Linked DNA regions of Homo sapiens: region 2 is linked to region 1. Evidence: read pairs that join two places in POLR2A ChIA-PET (ENCODE). Cell type or tissue: HepG2. All regions are shown on one strand. Each heading gives the region's core, and the rest is flanking DNA. Links, peaks and the distances in the headings are about the cores only. Region 1 has its middle 9.9 kb from the start of RNGTT. Region 2 overlaps LOC101929004 (a long non-coding RNA gene).

Region 1 (5,379 bases), core at 189-5,188:
AATTTTTTTTAACAAAAATGAGGACTGGAGAGAGAGAAATTATGCTTCAAAACTTATCATACATTTGTCATTAAATTATAAACTCATTAGTTGTCTGTAAGTTTTTGCCTACATTTTAAACTAACCCTGCTTGTTCCTGTGAACCAACCAGCAATCTCTGGCTGTAGCCCAGAAAGAACAAGAGGGATGGGTAATGTAAAAATCCAGACCAATATTCTAGTTCTGACCAATTATCCTTCAAATCCTGCCAGGTGATGGGAATAAATAGGATGCCCATCACTCAGAGGTTTCCTTTTTGGGAAAGTAAGACCAAGGGAGCTAACCAAAGTCAAGCACGATGTGCCCAAATCCTAAGCAAGCATAACTATAGCCACCAGTTATCTGGGTGTGTCACAAGACATCCCTTTCTCTCCCTTGTTGGAGGAGGACTCAGTTCCACAGTTTCACCTTAGCATTTGGCTTATGAGAAGGAGTTCATGCAGTCCCCACCCTAGACACATTTTTGTCCCAAACTCAATTCCAAGCTTTGCGTTAAAGCCCTAGGAAAGAAAACTGGATCTGAGGGATGCAGAGGCAGACGATAACAGAAGTTTAAAGGCACAGCACAGGTGAGCATGGCTGATTCCTGCCGATTAAGCCAAGCCTCCTGTTTCATGGATAAAGATCATGCTAGTATCCATGGCATAAATAAGGTCTAGGGAACTCCAGACTACTGACAGTAGGTGGGATAGAAACAGTGGTGAGATCAGATAATTCCTATTTTCTAGGCCCTCCTTGCTTCATGGGTGCAAGCCACTTTGGCACCCACGGCAGCACCTGACAAGGTCACCGGGACGCAGGGATGCAAAGACAGAAGTGGGAAAGAGAATGTTCTTCCCTCTCTCCCTCACATACCTGGGGTATCTGCTAGGAAGAGAAGGGAACAAGAGACTCCTGCTCCCGTTCTTTTAGATGGGTAGCCATTCATCTTCAGTCTGTACCTTTTTCAAATGCATCCTGAACCCCTGAGACTCCTTTAAAAAGCTCCTTCTTTTTTCCTCTCTCCTCCTCTGTCCTCTCTTCACAGATAGGTAATTGCATCTTCGTACTACAGGACACTCCCCTCAGATGCATCCTCCAAACTGGAAAGGTTAATTTCCCAAACCTTAAACTGGTTGGTTTAGGATTAGGCTCAGGGGAAGGGAACGCCCTGTTGGAAGAAGGGAACCCATGTTGGAAGAAGCCCAACATGCTGGCAAAAGGGTCAAGTTTACTACCAGTAGGGCTTGTGGCCTCCCTCTCCCCATGCAAACTGGTAAAAGGCCTTGGGATTTTTGAGCTGCCCTTACCCCTCCCCTTGTTTCATTTTAATACATGTTTTCTAATAACCCGATTTGTCTCTTCTTGCCTTCAGGCCATCAAACTCCAAACAATCACACAACCAGAGCCTCTGATGACGGCCCCTTCTGCTAGGAACCCTTAAATAGGCCTCTGAGGCAGCTCTAACTGCTGTTTCCCCAAACATCGCCCCCCTTAACAGCAGGAAGCAGTTAAGATTGGTCATCATGCTTATCCTAATGGCAGTTAGATGGACTTCTTTAGAGCACAGACCGCTAAACACCTGCTAAATGGCAGCTCCCTCCCACTCATTCTGGAGTGTCACCTCCAGAGGCTGCTCAGCTTCTTTCTAGGGTGTACGGATACTCTTCCTGGACAGGCAGGTGTTCCCTGGTCCCCATTCCTCACCCCAGCCCGGGAAAGGGGACCTGCCCATTCTCAGAGCACAGGTAGCTCCTCCCTCGCAATGTACAGCCAAGTATAAAGGGGTCCCTGGAGAAACTCCAGCTGGCCTGTGCACTGGGAGAAGTGTACACTGGGGTGGAGCCTCGGGAAGTTTGCACCATTTGCAGGGGGGAAGAGCCTGGCCCCTCCTCTTCCTGAGTGGAACCTGGGATTCAATCTGTGAGCTGGGAAGCACACTTGCAGGACTCTGGCTTTGCAGAGAGTCCCCATTTCCCTTTTTTTTCTTTTTGCCCAGTAAATTTCATTATTCTCACCCTTCCACGTGTCTGCGAGCCTAATATTTCATGGCCATGTGGCAAGGACCCAGCTCTTAGCTGAACCAAGAAGAAAGTTGTTCAACACTGGGATTACAGGTGTGAGCCACAGCACCCAGCTGATATGCAGATAAATCTTTTCAAAAGCAAAATGAGCCTCTTGCCTGCCCTACAGCCCTTACAACAAGAAGTGTTTTTCTTAGGGTCTGGGAAGTATGTCTTGTTTTTTTTTATTTTATTTTATTTTACAAATGGCATCTCACTATGCCAGGCTGGTCTTGAACGCCTGAGCTCAAGAGATCCTCCCACCTCCACTATCTCTTTGAAATGTAAACATCAAGTAAGATAGTGCCCCTATCTTCCTGTCACCCTAGCCTAAGGCTCTTTGTTCTCAGTAACTACCTGTTTGTGTTAGGAGTGAGTTTTGTTTTTCTTTCAGATAACAGCAGTTAACTAACACAGATGGCCACTGCCAATAACCAAGTGAACCTAGGATGAACCATGAGTATATAACAAATGATACTACCAAGTCCTCCTCTATAAGGACAAGTTATTGTTTATCTTGAGAACATGTATGTAAAGGATTGTATGTACTTGGATATGTAAAAGAGTGAGGTTTCTTTCTGTCTCTGCAATCTCATGAATGGATGGCCTGTGATGCACATCTCAGTCTGGTTTAATGCCTACTCAATAATACAACTCTTTTTTTCCCCTACATTTATGAAGAGAATTTTCTGGGTTGACAGGAGGTTTTTTTGCTAACTTTTTCCCCAACAGGTGTTTATGCCTTACTCAACTATTAAAGGCTATTACAGAAATGTACCCCCTCTGAGACTGAACAGTGTTGCTTTTTTGATCGATCCTCATCTCTACCAGGCAGGGACTGAGCTGGTGCCTATGTGCCTAGCTCCCTTCTCATACTGATGACCCACCACCTCCGCCTCCTTCCTGTACTGTACCAGCTTTGGTGGATGGGAGAAGTTCAGAAGGAGATCAAATTGGGTTAAGTTTAGAGCTGAGGAAGAACGCTAGAGTCCCATCTCACATAGAGGTCAGGTTCTAAACTCAGGGTTTTGGACAAAAGAAAAACTCAGAATTACCCTCCATTGTTTTTTTCATCGGAGCACCACTTGAAGTCTTTAGCATGTAGGCCCCGTCATATAAAAAATAGCAATCTTTAAACAACAGAATCACACTTTTCACAGCCTGATGCTCCTCTCCAAAAGGTCTCAGTTCACATCTTACTCCATGGTACAGGTCCAGGGAGCAAAACAACAAGCAGCCTCTCTCTCTTGTATGCCCACACTTGTACAGGTAAATTCATAGGAATTAAATATGGATGTGATATTACTTCATTGTTGTCAAATGATACCTGCCAACAGAAGATACCAGAAAACTTACTATGAGGCTTCTTACTTGCATAAGCTCCTCCCAAGGCCAAATTAGTTATTTGTAATTTTATATCATTGAAAAGGATATTTTTAAAGGGATATGCTCCCCTCTTACCTCCCCCCTCCCACACCAAGTTGTTTAAGTTCAAAACTGTTATGTGTTGAATTGTCCACCACTGAAAATATGTTGAAGTCCTTGGCTGGGTGCAGTGGCTCATGCCTGTAATCCCAGCACTTTGGGAGGCAGAGGTGGGCAGATCACTTGAGCTCAGGAGTTTCAGACCAGCCTGGGCAACATGGCCAAATCCTGCCTCTACAAAAAAAAATAATAATAATAACAAAAATTAGCTGGGTGTGGTGGTACATGCCTGTAGTGCCAGCTACTCAGAAGGCTGAAGCAGGAGAATTGCTTGAACCTAGGAGGCAGAGGTTGCAATGAGCGGAGATTGCACCACCACACTCCCAGCCTGGGCGACAGAGCAAGACCCTGTCTCAAAATTCAAAAAAAAAAAAAAAGATACATTGAAGTCCTAACCCCTAGTACCTCAGAATATGACCACCTTTGGAAATAGGGTCTGTATAAAGGTTATCAGGTGCAAATGAGTTCATTAGGTTGGGCCCTAGTTCAGTATGGCTGGTATCTCGTAAGAGGGGGGACATATGGACGTAAAGACTGGCAGGGAGGATGACATGAAGACACACAGAGGAAAGATGGCTGTGTGACACATCTACAAGTCAAGGAATGCCAAGGATTGCTGGCAGACACCAGAAGCTAGAAGCAGCAAGTGAGGTTTCTCCCCTAGAGCTGTCAGAGGGAGCACGGCCCTGCCAACACGTTGGTTTCAGACCGCTAGCCTCCAAAACTGTGAGACAATAAACATCGGTTGTTTTAAGCCACTCAGTGTTTGGTACTCTTTTACAATAGCCCTAGGAAACTAATACAAAGCCACGCAAAACCTGGACCTGCCCCTCTTCTAACTGATGCTTTCTGGTTCTAAAGCTCCTGGAGCCAGCGTTCTCTGAACCAAAGTCTCTAACCTTGGTATAAATTCAGCAAACTTTTCCCAAGTTATTTTAAAGAGAATTTACCTGGTACACTCTTGAGCTTTTAATGCCCAAAAAGAATGTTCTAAAGAACTCATTCAGTCACAAATACTAAATCACTGTTTGCTTTAAGAGCACTGAGGTCTTCAAAGGCAGCAACCATGAGGTATCCCTTTGGAGGTGGCAAGCATTAACTTAACATACCTGCCAGTATCTCCATAGTCCTCACTCACCAGGGGTCCGCCCCAGAAAATGCCCTCGGACTCTAGAGGCTCACCTCCCATTAGAGGGCGCCCATCAGTTTCCTAGAGCTGCTGTAACAAAAGGCCACAAGCTGGGTGGCTTAAAACAAGAAGAATGTATTCTCTCCTGGTTCTGGAGGCTAGACATATGCAAGGTGTTGGCAGGGCCATGTTCTCTTTAATGCCTCTAAGGGAGGATCCTTCCTTGCCTCTTCCAGTTTCTGGTTGCCCCAGGAATTTGGTTGCTGTATGTCTTCCTTCTGAGAACTGTGAAAGTTGTCAGAATCAAAATGGAGTCACTTCTGTTTTTTAAAAACCACCGCCACCAAAAACAAAAACAAATCCTGACAAATAGAGCCAGGTAAAGGGTATGAAAAGAGGGCCCTCATGTGTGTGTGCCTGATAACAGAAGCCATCACAAAAGACTGCAAAAACCACAACCTTGCACAAAGGCCATCACAACCTTATGCAAAAAATACTTATGCAGGCCTGGCATGGTGGCTCACCCCTGTAACCCAGCACTTTGGGAGGCTGAGGCAGGCAGATCACATGAGGCCAGTAGTTTGAGACCAGCCTGGCCAACATGATGAAACCCCATCTCTACTAAAAATACAAAAATTAGCAGAGCATGGTGGTGCACACCTGTAATCCCAGCTACTCGGGAGG
Region 2 (5,379 bases), core at 89-5,088, 170 kb after region 1:
GTTCAGGTTTAATATGATCTTGCATGAAAATTATTTAGCCATTAATCAAAAGCAAAGAGGCTGGTAATAAGCTATTTTGGCCTTTCCATTTATTTATTTAGCTTAGCTTGTTTTCTTAAACTTACTTCACCTTCACTGTGTAATGCCTGGGCTAAAAATGCATATTACAATTTTTTATTTTATTATTTTATTGCAGACAGTTTTAAAAATAGAAATATTTAGACCAGACTACAGCAATATGAAAATTTTACAGCTGCATACTGTTTCCTTATTCCCCCTCTTTTTTTCTCTCTTTCCTTCAGACATATTCATTGTTTGTTTCCTTTGGTAGTTTCTCTATTACTCTAAAATTAATTTATGTGGTATAGGTCTCTTCTAATGGTAAATATAAACCATTGGACATTCCAGTTTAATAACTTTGATTTTTAGGCCTTTTATTCACATTTTCAATATAATTTTGGTTCACTTCCATTCAACAGCATACACTGTTCTACAATTAATTTTGTCTTGTACTAACCCTTGGTATTTAGTGCTATGGTCAAATCTGGGGTTTCAAGATTTCTTTTTTTTTTTTTTAATTTTTGCATTTGTTGTAGAGACAAGGTCTCACTATATTTCCTATATTTCCCAGGCTGGTCTTAAAACTCCTAAGCTCAAGCCATTCTCCTGCCTTGGCCTCCCTAAGTGTTGGGAGTACAGGCATGAGACCATGCACCCAGCATCAAACTTTCAAAGCAACATGATAGAACCATATTATATGTCTTCATGGTTGCAGACCTCTGCATGGTCAAGTGTTCCTGGAGAAAGAAATTGGACCACTTGCCAACAACAACACTCGGGTACAATTATAAGCTAATTTTAGACAAGAAAAGAAATGAGAGCATCAACTGCTGCCACTTGGTATGAATTAGACAATGAAGAAAGTATTTACTTTTCTGAAATGGTAATAAAAATGGCATTCTAGGTTTTTGGAAATTTTCCAGGTGAGGTTTCTAAAAAACAAAAGATTTTAAAAAACGAAAAAAAAAATTGGCCAGCTATCACATTTGCCTGAAAAAAATTGAATTAAATATCTCTATCAGTCCTGGCATGGTGGCTTACTTTGGGAGGCCAAAGTGCTAATCACAAAGGCGGGCAGATCACTTGAGGTCAGGAGGTCGAGACTATCCTGGCCAACATGGTGAAACCCCATCTCTACTAAAAATACAAAAATTAGATGGGTGTAGTGGTGCACTCCTGTAGTCCCAACTACTTGGGTGGCTGAGGTGGGAGAATTGCTTGAACTTGGGAGGCAAAGGTTGCAGTGAGCAGAGATGGCACCACTGCACTCCAGCCTTGGTGACAGTGTGAGACTCTGTCTTAGAAAAATAAATAAATAAATAAACAAATAAATAAATATCTCTATCATAGTTCATCTTGAACAAACTTTTCCCCTAAGCCAAATTAATTTATAACAAAGAAAGGTAGTTTTAGTGAAGTCAGGTAGCTTACAATAATAGCAATGATGAAATTTTTGTTAGTTGACATAGAAAACTTAATATTAGAGCAAATAGGACTGTAAAATGAAGCTTTTGAGGAACATTTTAATCTTTGCTTTTTTTTTAGAGACCTAGTCTCACTGTGTTGCCCAGGCTGGAGTGCAGTGGCACAATCATTGCTTACCAAACTCCTGGGCTCAGTTGATCCTCCCTAATAGATAGGACTACAGGCACATGCCACCATGACCAGCTAGTTTTTAAATTTTTTTTGTGTGAGAAGATGGGGTCTTGCTGTGTTTCTCAGGCTGGTCTCAAACTCCTGGCCTCAGGCAATCTTCCTGCCTAGGCCTCCCATAGCACCGTGATTACATTCCTGTGCCACCATACCCAGCTAATTTTTTGTATTCTTTTGGAGAGGTAAAGTCTCATGTTGGCCAGGCTGGTCTGTGCACGAACTCCTAGGCTCAAGCCATTCTCCTGCCTCAGCCTCCTAAAGTGCTGGGATTATAGGCGAGAGCCACCCTTATGACCTTATTTCACTTTAATTACCTCCCTAAAGTCCTGCTCCCAAATACAGTCACACTGGAGGTTAGCACTTGGACCTGTAGTTCCAGCTACTCTGGATGCTGAGGTGGAGGATTGCTTGAGCCTGGGAGATTGAATCAGCAATGACCTGTGATCACGCCCCTGCACTCTGGCCCGCGTGGCAGAGCAAGACCCTGTCTCAAATAAATAAATAAGGTGATAAGGGTGGGGCCCCAGCTGGAGTGGCTGTTGGGTATATATAGGCAGGAAAGGAGAGATGAGTCAGTTGCCAGAGGGAGAGAGGTTCTGGGGGAAAAGAGAAATGCTTAAAGCATTTTAAGGAAAGTTTACAGTGCAAGGTATGATGTAATGCTTTCTTTATCTCCCTTCAAAGCATTCAATAAAATATAACCATCAGTGGTCTGGATTTGAATTTAATGCCTCAAGTCTGGCCTAAAGATAAAAATGGAGCAAACGGAGAAGCTGCAAAAGGGCCCCAGCCATAAACAAATTACATTTGTTACACAAACGTGAGCATATGCACATGCAGAGACAGAGAGCTGGGACTACAGGCACATACCACCACACCCAGCTGATTTTTTTTGTTAACTTTTTTGTAGAGATGGGGGGGTGGTCTCACCATGTTGCTCAGGCTGATCTCAAACCCCTGAGCTCAAGCAATCCTCTTGCCTTGGCCTCCTAACATGCTGGGATTACAGGCATGAAGCACCAGTCCTGTCCTATTTACTAATTTTTAGAACACACATATTTTTATTAATGACTTATCACATTTTTAATAAAAATTTATTCCCACAGAACACCTTGAGGATTGTAACCCTGTGACCATCTATACCTGCCATCCATTCCTGCTAGCATCTTTGAAATATGTAGCAACAAATTGACCAGGAAGTTTGAGAAGTGAATCCTTAGTAAAGGTAATTATTAACCATGGTATGTACACAGTCGAGGTGAACACATTGCTTGAGGGATCAATCTCTTCAAGGACTTTAAAAGCACTGCACCGGGCCCAAGCTCTAGATGTTGTATAGAGGACCAGGGGCAGTCAAAGTTCTCCACCCATTTTCCTAAGCCATAACGGTAGGAGAGAAATGTTCTTGTTAACCACAAGCTGGGTTACGTCTTTGCAGTGTTGTTTTGTACACACTGTGGGGAATCAGGGCAAAGGAAAAGCCTATCCTCTCAGAACCTCCCTGTCCTCATTTCCAGGAATAGTGATGGAGAACAGAGCAGCTAATCTCACTGCCAAGAGAAGGGAAGCCAAAGGGAGCCTCAGGTCATCAGGTACCAGGACATTCAGGGCTTTAAAGTCACTGCCTTCACTTTGTGGGCCATTTGAAGAAATCCGCACAGAACTTGAAAACGAGTTGTAATAGAATCTTGCCCAGCAGAAGCAAGGGTCTGTCAGGTATTTTTGCTCATTCCCTTTTTGTTTTTCAGGGTTGTTTCCTCAGCTTACATTTTTCCCTTTCAACTCACTCACTCCCTGGATGGTTTAATTCCCCTCTGGGTATACCATTACTCATACTAGCTATGTAGAAATGCACTTTCCTTGGTGCTCTGCTGGTCTCCTCCTGGACAACTGCATCTACCTCCTCTCCACGTGTCTAATGCACATCCATCAATTTGCCCCTCACTCTCTTATTTCCCCTATTTTGTTTCATGGCTTTACCATTCACTCAGCTGTTAACCCGAGAAACTTCAGTTCTCTTTCCCCCTTTCTCTGGAGCACCTTCTTCACCTAAACAGACATTCAGTGAGGAATTAAGTCTGGCCATTTCTGCCCACGGAATGTTTCTGGAATCCTTGGACTTTGCAAGAGCCTTTTATTTATTTTTAATTTTTTAAATTATTTTTTAAAGACAGAGTCTCACTCTGTCACCCAGGCTGGAGTGCAGTGACACAATCTTGGCTCACTGCAACCTCCACCTCCCAGGTTCAAGTGATTCTCCTGCCTTAGCCTCCTGAGTAGCTGGGATTACAGGCGCCCGCCCCAACACCCAGCTAATTGTTGTGTTTTTAGTAGAGATGAGGTTTCACCATGTTGGGCAGGCTGGTCTCAAACTCCTGACCTCAAGTGATTCGCCCATCTCGGCCTCCCAAAGTGCTGGGATTACAAGCGTGAGCCACCACGCCTGGCCTGCAAAAGCTTTTAACTTATCTCAGACCTAAGTCTGTTTCCAATTCATCTTCCAAATAGTCATCAATTATTCTTGTAGAACAAATTTCTGATCTTGTCTCTCTCCTGCTTAATAACATCCAATAGTTTAGCCATTGTCCAAGTTTTATTTTACTTTGAGACAAAAGTCTCACTCTGTTGCCCAGACTGGAGTGCAGTGGTGCAATCATGCTTACTGTAGCTTTGACCTCCCGGGCTCAAGCGATCCTCAAACCTCAGCCTCCAGAGGAGCTGGGACCACAAATGTGTGCCACCATGCTTGGCTTATTTACTATTTATTTTATTTTATTTTATTTTTTGTAGAGTCAGGGTCTCCCTATATTGTCCTGGCTGGTTTTGAACCCCTGGGCTCAAGCTATCCTCCCACCTCAGCCTCTTAAAGTGCTGGGATTACAGGCATGAGCCACCAAAACCAGCTAAAGTTGTAATTCCTTAGCAATGTGTTGTACACTTCCTCTATGTCCCTTCATCCCCAATCAAATTCACCTTTCTGCTCACCTACTCTCTTAGTTGTCTGCTTTCTGCCATATGACAACCAGCTCTTCCAACACCTTAGCCCAGATTGATTTTACATGTGCTATCTAGTGCGTGTTACGTGTTTGTTTCAGCTAGAGAAGTTTCTGGAGTTAACCAAGTTTGCATGTGTGTCTGGGGATGCTTAGGAGAATGTTGTAAATGACCAGTATACCAAAGTGACACTGTGATTTGCTTCTTCTCCATGCTGGCAGCAGCAGTCCTCAAATCGTGCAGTGGCCAGCATTTTGTTCAGGAGAAAATTGCTGTAGTTCCAAGTATTGTTAAACTGAAACGATGTAGGCTGGATTCACATGCACTTTTGGAAATATCATATATTTTGAAGGTATTATAAGTTTGATTTTTTTGGTGAAATATCTGCACTCTCTCCTTGGATTAAATCATTTTTGCACTTTTTATTCCTTTCCCCCACAATTATTATTATTATTATTATTTTTTGAGACGGAGTCTCGCTCTGTCACCCAGGCTGGAGTGCAGTGACGCGATCTCGGCTCACTGCAAGCTCCACCTCCCGGGTTCACGCCATTCTCCTGCCTCAGCCTCCCGAATAGCTGGGACTACAGGTGCGTGCCACCACGCCCGGCTAATTTTTTGTATTTTTTAGTAGAGACGGGGTTTCACCATGTTAGCCAGGATGGTCTCCAT

The links. ChIA-PET counts read pairs that join two places held together with the same protein. Peaks named below come from ENCODE experiments on the same cell type or tissue, not always from the same donor. Only the 100,000 strongest peaks of a DNase experiment are listed, where the experiment ranks them.
Region 2: POLR2A ChIA-PET joins it to region 1 with 5 read pairs; 12 of 35 experiments call an interaction of 5 or more read pairs at or near these places.

The regions. Positions count from the first base shown.
Region 1 is chr6:88,970,816-88,976,194 of GRCh38, forward strand. No RefSeq gene overlaps it. Among named protein-coding and RNA genes, the nearest start is that of RNGTT, 9.9 kb to the left of the region's middle. RefSeq lists an enhancer at 2,049-2,670. In HepG2, for the core only: a CTCF peak has its summit at 4,754 (motif pointing right); a DNase peak (open chromatin) is centred at 2,416.
Region 2 is chr6:89,137,504-89,142,882 of GRCh38, forward strand. All of the region lies in intron 2 of LOC101929004 (a long non-coding RNA gene), which reads right to left. It also overlaps a transcript of PM20D2 not described here. Among named protein-coding and RNA genes, the nearest start is that of PM20D2, 5.9 kb to the right of the region's middle. In HepG2, for the core only: no CTCF peak of the experiment used is centred there; a DNase peak (open chromatin) is centred at 2,998.